Linked DNA regions of Homo sapiens: region 2 is linked to region 1. A link is a loop called in an ENCODE intact Hi-C map of the cell type or tissue named here. Cell type or tissue: CD4-positive, alpha-beta T cell. All regions are shown on one strand.

What was found. Hi-C counts contacts between places; a loop is a spot of excess contacts. Peaks named below come from ENCODE experiments on the same cell type or tissue, not always from the same donor. Only the 100,000 strongest peaks of a DNase experiment are listed, where the experiment ranks them.
Region 2: it touches region 1 in a loop (4-fold over the local background); 5 of 110 quality-filtered maps call a loop at or near these places.

Annotation. Positions count from the first base shown.
Region 1 is chr14:32,201,480-32,206,479 of GRCh38, reverse strand. It overlaps RNU6-7 (RNA, U6 small nuclear 7), which reads right to left and starts at 4,435; the gene lies at 4,329-4,435. RNU6-8 (RNA, U6 small nuclear 8) reads left to right here and starts at 3,211; the gene lies at 3,211-3,317. RefSeq lists enhancers at 21-180, 2,496-3,040, 3,041-3,586, 4,684-4,743, 4,824-4,883 and a silencer at 3,227-3,406. In CD4-positive, alpha-beta T cell, no CTCF peak of the experiment used is centred here; DNase peaks (open chromatin) are centred at 2,359, 2,929, 3,829, 4,699 and 1 weaker place; H3K4me3 peaks cover 3,102 bases; H3K27ac peaks cover 2,748 bases.
Region 2 is chr14:30,619,633-30,624,632 of GRCh38, reverse strand. It overlaps G2E3 (G2/M-phase specific E3 ubiquitin protein ligase), which reads right to left. Exons shown (of 15, transcript NM_017769.5): 15 at 4,569-5,000. SCFD1 (sec1 family domain containing 1) reads right to left here and starts at 2,314. Exons shown (of 25, transcript NM_016106.4): 1 at 2,234-2,314. The coding sequence starts at 2,294. RefSeq lists enhancers at 2,032-2,711, 1,781-2,980. In CD4-positive, alpha-beta T cell, no CTCF peak of the experiment used is centred here; DNase peaks (open chromatin) are centred at 2,362, 2,972 and 4,242; H3K4me3 peaks cover 2,307 bases; H3K27ac peaks cover 1,233 bases.

The sequences.
Region 1 (5,000 bases):
CAGTGGTGTGCACCTGTAAACCCAGCTACTTGAGAGGCTGAGGCAGAAGGATCATTTGAACCCAGGAGTTCCAGATCAGCCTAAGCAACATAGTGAAGACCCTGTCTAAAAACAACAATAACAAAGTCAGAATCTCCAGGGGAGGACTCAGTCACTCGTATTTTTAAAAGCTCTTGTGATTGCGACCTGCAGCCCAGGTTGATAACCTTTGTTTCCCACCTGGAGTTCACCAATTTCACACCAGGTGACGCCGGTCATTGATGCTGTGGTTCTAAATGACTCATCTGTTCCTTGCTAAAGAGGATGTGAGGATTTAGGATGAGTTTCTTCTTCTTTTTAATTAGAGCAAAATTCCTGAAGAGGAAATGACCTGTGGTTTTTGACTTTCAATTGTGTCACATCACCAAATGTGCCCTTTCTGTGAGTAAAAAGAACAAGGTCAGCTTTCCACTTAGTGTGTGCTGTCTTGTTCTGCAGTCAAATGAGCAGAACTCAGAAATATAATTGTAAAATGGCAGGCTTGAGGTCTTTATCTTTTTCTTTGCAGTTTACTGCAAATAGTATGACCTAGTAATACTACAAATGGTGCAGTGAAAACAGCAATGAATTCGGCATCAGAAGATGGTAGGACCAGTGGCCAATCTTGCCCAGGGAGGTCACTACACTTATATCAGCCTCAGTTTCCTCTTCCAAAAAATAAGATACATCTCTTTGGATCTAAAATGTCATTGATTGCGAAATGCACCATAGTTTTACATGTCACAAAGGAAAGGCAGTTGTTTTATTTCAGTTAATGTAAATCGTTAAAATTATTATGTTTATTGATGAGTTCAAATGTTCCAGAATATAAAAATAAAACATTTGTCTCACTGAAAAAATCCTTTAAATAAATTTCTTAAAGCCAATTTGTTAATAATTCCTATTAAGTAAGACTCATCGTGAGGGTGGTGGGGGGAGTGCGGTGGCTCACGCCTGTAATCCCAGCACTTTGGGAAGCTGAGGCAGGTGGATCACCTGAGGTCAGGAGTTTGAGACCAGCCTGGCCAACACGGCGAAACCCCGTCTCTACTAAAAATACATAGCCGGGGCGTGGTGGCGCACGCCTGTAGTCCCAGCTAATTGGGAAGCCGAGGCAGGAGAATCACTTGAACCTGGGAGGCGGAGGTTGAAGTGAGCCGAGATCGCACCACTGCACTCCAGCCTGGTTGCCAGAGTGAGACTCCGTCTCAAAAAAAAAAAGACTCATCGTTCTCAAATGAGTCAAATCATACAAAATATTATTTAATTAAATAGCCACCTACCTCATAACTTTCCTATAAGGATGTGATAAAGAACACTATTTCCTCCTAAAAAAAAACGTGATTGGAAATTCATATATGCTTAACCACGGGTACTAACACTAGAGTTGTTTTTGTCAAAATGCAAATACGGCATCTTAAATATTTTTGAGTTTAGCAGAAGCCAATAATGTTTTAATGTTGCAAGTGTGCAGTGTGAAGACATGCTAAACTCACAAATGTTTAAGATCTCATATTTGCATTTGGCAAAAACAACTTTAATCTAGCCTAATAAAAGTAATTTGTTAGAACGAGTAACCAAACAACTATGGAAAGCACCTGCTCATGGGATCAAATGATCCAGAGACTCAAATGACATCAACACTCTTTCCTAATTTCTTTCCCTGATCCTATTATTCTCTCAATTCTCTTCCATGGGATACAGAACTTGGCCACCACAGGCCAGGGGTTAAATCCTTATAACTCACAAGTAAACTTATAACTCACAAACTCACAATGTTTGTTTATAAACATTGGTTAATGGGTACAAAGATACAATTAAAGAAGAGGGAAAAAATTCTGATGCTCTATTGCACGGTAGGGTGAAAATGGTTAACAGTAAAATTTTGTATACCACAAAATAGAAGAGAGGCTACTGAATGTTCTCACCACAGAGAAAGGATAAATGCATGAGGTGGTGGATACACTACCTTGATTGGATCGTTATACAACATAGATATGTATCGAAACATCAAATTGCACCCCATAAATATGTACAATTACAACGTGTCCTCAAAACAAAACAAAAAGCAAGCAAACCACCAGACCAGACCTTCTACTTGGCTTGTTCATGGGTGTATCCTAAAATCATTAAAGGAAAGATTTCTGGGAGACTTTATAGTGTGAGGGGTCAGACGGCTGACCGCACCTGCACCCACAGGTCAGGGGTAGGCATCACTCACACGGGGACAGCCAGCGGATACACTACTCTTGCTGAGGTGCAGTAAGCACACACCCTACCACTGTGTTTGAAGCCGTGCGGGCGTCAAAACAAAACACAACACAACCAGAATCTAATGAGTCCATTACCCCTAACCATAAATTTTCAAGAAACATGGAGGCTAGAGAAACAAGTTAAACGACACCATCAGTAAGTAATGGGCCAAATCCCAAGATCTGCGACAATCCACAGGGCAAATATCCCTCAGTATACGAATGACGTGAAGAAAAACGAGGCGAGGGCAATTAGAGGACAATAGACACCCAGGGTCGTAGCAACCGAATACAACCTGGGACCTTGTTTGGATCTCTATGACAATTCGACTGTAATAAGGAATTTCTGAAATAAGGAAATTTGAAAGTAGACTGAATATTAGGTGCCATGAAGGAATTACCTTAACTTTTCTAGGTGTGATAATGGTCGGTTAATTACTTTTTTAAAAAAAATTACTCATCAGAGGAAGTTAATGGTGAAACGACCTGTTCTAAAGGTGCGCGCCGACCCCGGGCCGGCCCTCTCGGTGCCGCAGCAGCCTCGTTATCGGGGCGTCTCCAGCTCGCCTGGGCGCTGGACCCCGCCGCGCGCTCAGAGGCGGCCGCAGCATTGGCAGCTCCCGGCATGCTCCGCGGGCTGAGCTCCGCGGCACGAGAACTCAAAGCCCCCGGCCTGGGTCCTACGCGGGGCCCTTTACCCAGGGTGCCCCGGGCGCTCATTTGCATGTCCCACCCAACAGGTAAACCTGACAGGTCATCGCGGCCAGGTACGACCTGGCGGTCAGAGCACCAAACATACGAGCCTTGTGATGAGTTCCGTTGCATGAAATTCTCCCAAAGGCTCCAAGATGGACAGGAAAGGGCGCGGTTCGGTCACCGTAAGTAGAATAGGTGAAAGACTCCCGTGCCTTATAAGGCCTGTGGGTGACTTCTTCTCAACGTGCTCGCTTCGGCAGCACATATACTAAAATTGGAACGATACAGAGAAGATTAGCATGGCCCCTGCGCAAGGATGACACGCAAATTCGTGAAGCGTTCCATATTTTGCGCAGTCTGTCAAGATCATTTCAGTATCTGCTAATTAGTACTAAGGAAACAGTGTGAATCTAAGCGAAAACGTGTGGCACCCAATGACGAAACAGTGGTTTTCATTACAAAAAATTTGTGAAATCTATGAAGTGGGAACGAAGCAGAGTCACCCGAGGAATGTTGTGTGCGAATAGATCGTTAATACGCATTTTGGAAATGGAAAAAGGTCACCTTGTGCCTTCTTCATTGAACTTTTCATTCTGAAATAGACTTACGGTCTTGTCTCACCAAACAACACAAACTCCAGAGCCCCAGCTTGTTTGGCTTTTGTTCAGTAGAAGACCAACTGGCATATGAATTGTTCAATAAATCCTTACTAAATCTTTCCTAACCTAATAAATCTCTACTAAAGGAAGGAAACATTAGCGCTCATTTCTTGCGCCTACTTTGTGCCATTCTCCATCATCTTAGACCTGAGTGCTTACACCCTTTCTCTTAGACTGCGAGCTGCACAAAGGAAAGGAATGTTACTAAGGGCTGGTATTATTGGAAATCAATGTTGGCCTTTGCCTATAGATTCAAGAGCTCCAGGACCCATGTGAATACTGGCCACAAGTAGCAAGCCCATCTGGATCTGTTTTCACGAGTCTTCTGTTTTCATGTATCCTCTAAGAAGTACTTAGAAAGGGCCGATTTACATAAATCGGACAGATTCTGTGATGGGAAATTTGATTAGGAGGAATGTTCATTGCCCAGCCTGAAAGCATATTTTAATCAATGAAAACAAGTATTTGGACGCAGATACGAGGATCACCTAGGTAACTTAATAGTAACGTAACTAGGCGCCTCGAAGATGGAGGCTGTCGAGGAAGTGTGCCCACTGTGCGACAGGACTGGTGGGAGGCCCGGACAGCATCGTAGGTGTCTACTGGGCCAAGCTCGCGAGCAGGAAAATGCAGGCCCCGAGAGATCTTGAACAACCTCTAGGAACACCACCGTATCTTGCCCAACGACCTTCGTTGAACCGCGCAAAATATGGAACGCTTCACGAATTTGCGTGTCATCCTTGCGCAGGGGCCATGCTAATCTTCTCTGTATCGTTCCAATTTTAGTATATGTGCTGCCGAAGCGAGCACGCAAATAAGTCCGTCCCCAGGTCTTATAAGGCACGGGAGTTTCTCATTTGTTTTCCTTACGGTAACCTAATCGAGCGCTTTCCTGTCCATCTTGGAGCCTTTAGGAGAATTTCATGTAACGGAACTCATCACAAGGCTCGTAAGATTGGTGCTCTGACCGCCAGGCCGTATCTGGCCGCGACCGATCTGTCAGGTTTACCTGTTGGGTGGGACATGCAAATGAGCGCCCGGGGCACCCTGGGTAAGGGACCCCGCGTGGGACCCAGGCCCCGGGGCTTTGATTTCTCGTGCCGCGGACTTCAGTCCGCAGAGCATGCCGGGAGTCTGGCAGTCCGTGCGGCAGCAGTGGAGCGCAGAGGACAGGGCCGGCCTGGAGCGCTTGGCGTCTCCCCGAAGTCTCTCTGAGAGCTGGGGAGGCGGTTGGCCCGCTAGGTCACTAGGTCGGGCAGGGGTCTTCCCCCAAACATGGAAGTTTTCACCGATATTTCGCCGGTGACATTGGGGCCTTGTGCCAACAGACTTTGCTGAAGTGAACCCAAAGTTCAACCCTCCGGGAGAGTCCTTG
Region 2 (5,000 bases), 1.6 Mb after region 1:
CAAAGAGACCAAATAGGTTACTGCAGAAATTCATGGTGGACAGGACCTCGGAATAGCAATGACAACAGTCAGATCCTGGATGTATTTTCAGAGTAGAACTGACAAGATTTACTGAAAGATCTTACATGAGACATGAAAGAGACAAGTCAAGAAAACTTCAAGGTTTTTGACCTGAACAACTAAAAGGACGGAACTGCCATTAACTGATATGGAGTAGACTGAGTTCAGATGGGACGGCCAGACTAGGGATATAAACCTGGGAATCATCAACATACAGATAATACTGAAAGCTAAGGCGCTAGATGAGAACACTAATGGGACCCTGCAATGTTGAGAAGCTGGGAAGATGTGCAAGAACCTGTAACGAAGACGCATTCAATGAAGAACAACAGTAACACGGAGCAGGAGGCAACTGATTCTACCTATTGAACTGAAGGTATGGATAGAGGGGACAGTGAACCAGGAAGAAAGGAGATGGCTTGTGGGATGACCTTCAAAAGATCAATAAAGATTTTTCAGGAGACCAATAAAGATTTTTCAGGCAGGCAAAGCAAGAAACAGGCACGTTAGTTTACCTCTATCTTACTTTCCTCACCTGTAAAATGGAGATAATACATAATCACCTAATGCAATGCCTAACAATAGTAAATGCTCAATAAATGCCAACTATTATCTCATCCACCCAAATATTCTAGTATCTAGAATATTTAAGGACTGTGAGTTATCTCCCAAAACATTCTCCATAGGCATGAGGGAAATAGCTAATTCTGCATTATAATATATATACAAGGATTTACCTTCCTCTGAAAATAAGGCAGAATTCAATGACAGTAAAAATTTGATAAAAAATAGATCTAGCACTACCTAGTAATTCTGTAAAATCTTACTATGTTTATTTCTGCAGAAATACAAACGATTAGATTTTAATGATCTACAAAATTTCTGCATACAAGTTTACGGCCACGCAAATTTATTTTTCAAAAAGCTCTCTTGTATTGGTACAGTTTTACTGACACGTTATTTTAATATGTAGTATAGTCATCAGAAACACAGTATTAAAACAAATGGAGCTTCCATTTGTTTAAACATATACAACGAATGGCAGGTATGCCCCAAATCTTATTTGAACTTCCCTATATTTAGTTATGCCTGACTTCACCTGATAGGTTATACTAAATTATTTACTGGGAAAAGCAGAACGCAACTCAGTATCTTTTGTGTGTCATTACTAAATTGAAGTCTATCACTTTTTCTTTAAATGCCAAAGGAAGGAATCAAGTACAGCCCAAATCCCTTCTGTAGGTCATATGAATTATAAATTTATTTTCCTATTCATATTTATATCCAACAGAGCATAATTTCAGGAAACAGAATTCCAAGTATGCACATTCTTGATGCCTTATTTCTATTAGCTCCTCAGAATAAATTGCTTGAAAACTTTTAAGACAACTAGTTAACAAGTATAAACCTTTAGTTTGTAGCTAACAGGTATAAACCAAGTTGTCATGAGAAGTTTTCAAGTAAGGCAAAACTAATTTCTAAGACGGAAAAAAACCCAAAACTCAAGAGAAGAATATGTGCCTTTTTACATTTCTCTGCATAAATAGAAGCTATATAAACATGCTCTATTGAAGATAAAATATTATTTTAAAACAATGTGTCAAACAATTAAAATGAGAAAGCTATTAATTCATTTGTTTTGCCATTCTTCAATGCCTTCCAGCAAGCTGAAGGAGAAAATGTTTATCACCAGGCATTTTTCTGCAGGTACCCCCAAAAGACTGGTCCGAAGTAGAGAAGTGGCGCAAAGCAAGCCGCTGTGAAAATACCTAAATTCTCTGAGTGTCAGAAAATGGGAGTTCTCTTAAAAATCAAAACCAGGAGAACTGAACCACGCACAGAAACTCGGAGACCTCATAGGTGGCAACATAGATAAGAAGCTATCAGCTGCTAGATCTTGTTGTGATGGCCTTCTGATGCCCACTAGGAAGGAGACAAGAGCAGGGCCGTAGCAATCCGCCCACCGCTGAAGCTCCTTCTCCTGCACCACAGGAGGAACCGAGTCCTCAAGCTAATGGCAACTTCTCCCCAAAAACTCAAAGGGGAGGGGCTCTTGATGTTCTAGGGACTGGATTAAACTCCTGGAGATCGGTCTCTGAGCTGCACGCACCAGAGGAGAAGGATGTCGTCGGGGCAGTCACGAAGCTTCAAGGAGAAGAGAATAAGTCAGTACCTGTCTGCCTTTCCCGAATACTGGCTGCTGCTGCTGCTGTCGCTGCCGCCGCCGCCGCCATCTTGGCTCCCACGAGCCACTGCCCGGCTGGGGAGCGGAGCGGGGGGATGACGTGGCTGCCCTTACCGCCCCGGAAGCAAAGCCCGGAAGGGCGGGGCCAAAGGGTGTGCCTGAGTTCCGGACCCCACCTCCTCCAGGAAGACCTCCACTCTCGGTAGAACTGGGAGACCCGGTGCAGGTTAATTCAGTGGCCCGTAATGTTAGGCGAATACTAAGAGTTTTTATCCTACCGAATCAAGCCACACTCTCTCAAATGGTAGCAACATTAAATTGAGCTGTTAGGGTAGGAGCGTGTAGTGCTAAGAACCTAATTACTGAACTGTTGGTTTGGTGACTTACAGAGCACTTAAAGGGTGATAATGCTCTAGGAGTATAAGGACCACAGGACTGAAGTAAATGAAGCTCCTGAAACACAGGCAACATTTTAACGTTAGCTCTCGTTTCTCAGTGCAGCAGGAGTCTTCCCTTTGCTCCTTTCTCCAGAGAAACGGAAAGCATTGGAGCATTACTCTGATCTGGCATATTTCTCAGTCGCATCTCTTTAAAAAAAAAGGTGTAGCTTTATGGTGGCGTTCTGCCGGCATGGACACGGGATCCAGGGAGGTACAAAATGAGAAATTAGCATTTCTCCTCTTTCCTTGTAGTAATTGCAAAATCACCTTGCCGTGGGAAGGAAGTCAAGCAGTAGTGGGGTGTGTTGCCTAGGCTGGAGCGCGCAATCAGGGATCACTGCAGCCTCAAATTCTGACGGTCAAACGATCCTCCTGCTTCAGTCTCCCAAGTAGCTAGGGACTACAGGGGCACACCATCAGGCCAGGCTGATGTGCTGGTTTTTGTTGTTGTTTTGTTTTTGAGATAGTATCTCACTGTCTGTCGCTCAGGCTGGAGTGCAGTGGCAGAATCTCGGCTCACTGTAGTCTCGACCTCCCGGACTCAAGCGATCCTCCCAAACTATCCTTCCACCTCAGACTGCCCACTAGTTGGGACTATAGGCAGGGGTCACCACGCCCGGCTAAATTTTTTTTTTTTTTTTTTGTAGAGACGGGGATTCACCATGTTGGCCAGGCTGGTCTTGTGCTGGCGGTTTAATGTACACTTGAAGCCACGTGACCGCAAAATATATGGGATAGATGATTTCTAACTTAATCCATAGATTTTACTGTATGACCAAAATGGATACACAATGACACCTCATTTCCCGAGTTCATTGATGACGCTTCATTATGAAGTTGCACCAAATTCTGAAATGAAATCACTCTGTACCTCAAAAGCTTAACTTTCACAATTATATAAATGAAATGGTTAGCCTAACGATTATATATTGTTTTATAGTGTGAAACACTGGCTTTTTTCATTAATAAAAATTTATTTTTGTGACATTTAAAACAGGTTATCTTATTACATAATCTCTGCCGGGTGCGGTGGCTCACGCCTGTAATCCCAGCACTTTGGGAGGTAGAGGTGGGCAGATCACCTGACGTCAGTAGTTCGAGACCAGCCTGGCCAACATGGTGAAACCCGGTCTCTACTAAAAATACAAAATTAGCCGGGTGTGGTGGTGGGCGCCTTTAATCCCAGCTACTGGGGAGGCTGAGGCAGGAAGAACTGCTTGAACCTGGGAGGCGGAGGATGCAGTGAGCAGAGATCGCGCCACTGCACTCCAGCCTGGGTGACTGAGTGAGATTCTGTCTCAAAAAAGAAAAAAAAATTATGTAATCTCATTTTTATAGCTAATTGGCACATTCATTAAGAAATTAACTGGAATACATGTGTGTCTTCAGTACTATTACTAATATTTTGAAGGAATCTTCAATGATCTAGGTGTGTTCCAACTAAACAAATTATTTCTGCCCTATGGGAAAGTTCTACTGCATTCTACAGTCTCTATGAAATATAAAATGTCTGAGAGCCCAATTTTGCTCATTTGGGTACTTCCACTTTCAAATGCAAATCCATCATTGAGCCACTTCAGTTCCATCACAGATTCTCTCCCAAGACTATGAGTCATGTTAAAACCACGAAGACAATTTTAAAATTGATGTACACTGCATATATATGAAATGATAAAAACTCCTGACCAAGTGCACAGAATGTGGGCAATAAATTTATAGAAAAATACACCTCACAGAAGAACAGCAACCATAGACAAATAGCCCTTGTAAGGCTGAGACTGAATAAGGTATTTGTTTTATTAGAATCAGAAAGACTGAAAATAATCTATGGCTACAGATTGTTCATTAACCTAATTTACTATAGCCATTTATCTGAGTCCAGATTTTTGGCTTAAATAATTTATTCTGGTAAGCTATTTTACATTAGAGGATACATAGTTTTAACACAGATTCCCTCATTTCTATAGGTTCCTGGGTGTCAGACACTAACTGCTTGCTTATAGGATCTCTCAAATGTGGAGAGTAAAGGAATCTTGTATCTTTCAGTTTCGTCAGAATCTTAATCTTATTAAATCCCAAAAAATTACTTAGTTTAAATAGGCAGTTTACCTTTAGTGGCATAAACACATTTATTTATTTATAAAACATTGTTATAAATGTCACGCTTTTTGGTTAATCTGGCAGTCTTTAAAAGGGGGGGAAATAGGCTGACATATAAACGATCACCTAGCATAATACCTGGCATAGTGTAGGTACTGGGATATGTTTATGAATTAGAAGAGATAATGGTCAAAATCAGAACTTGAAAACTGAGT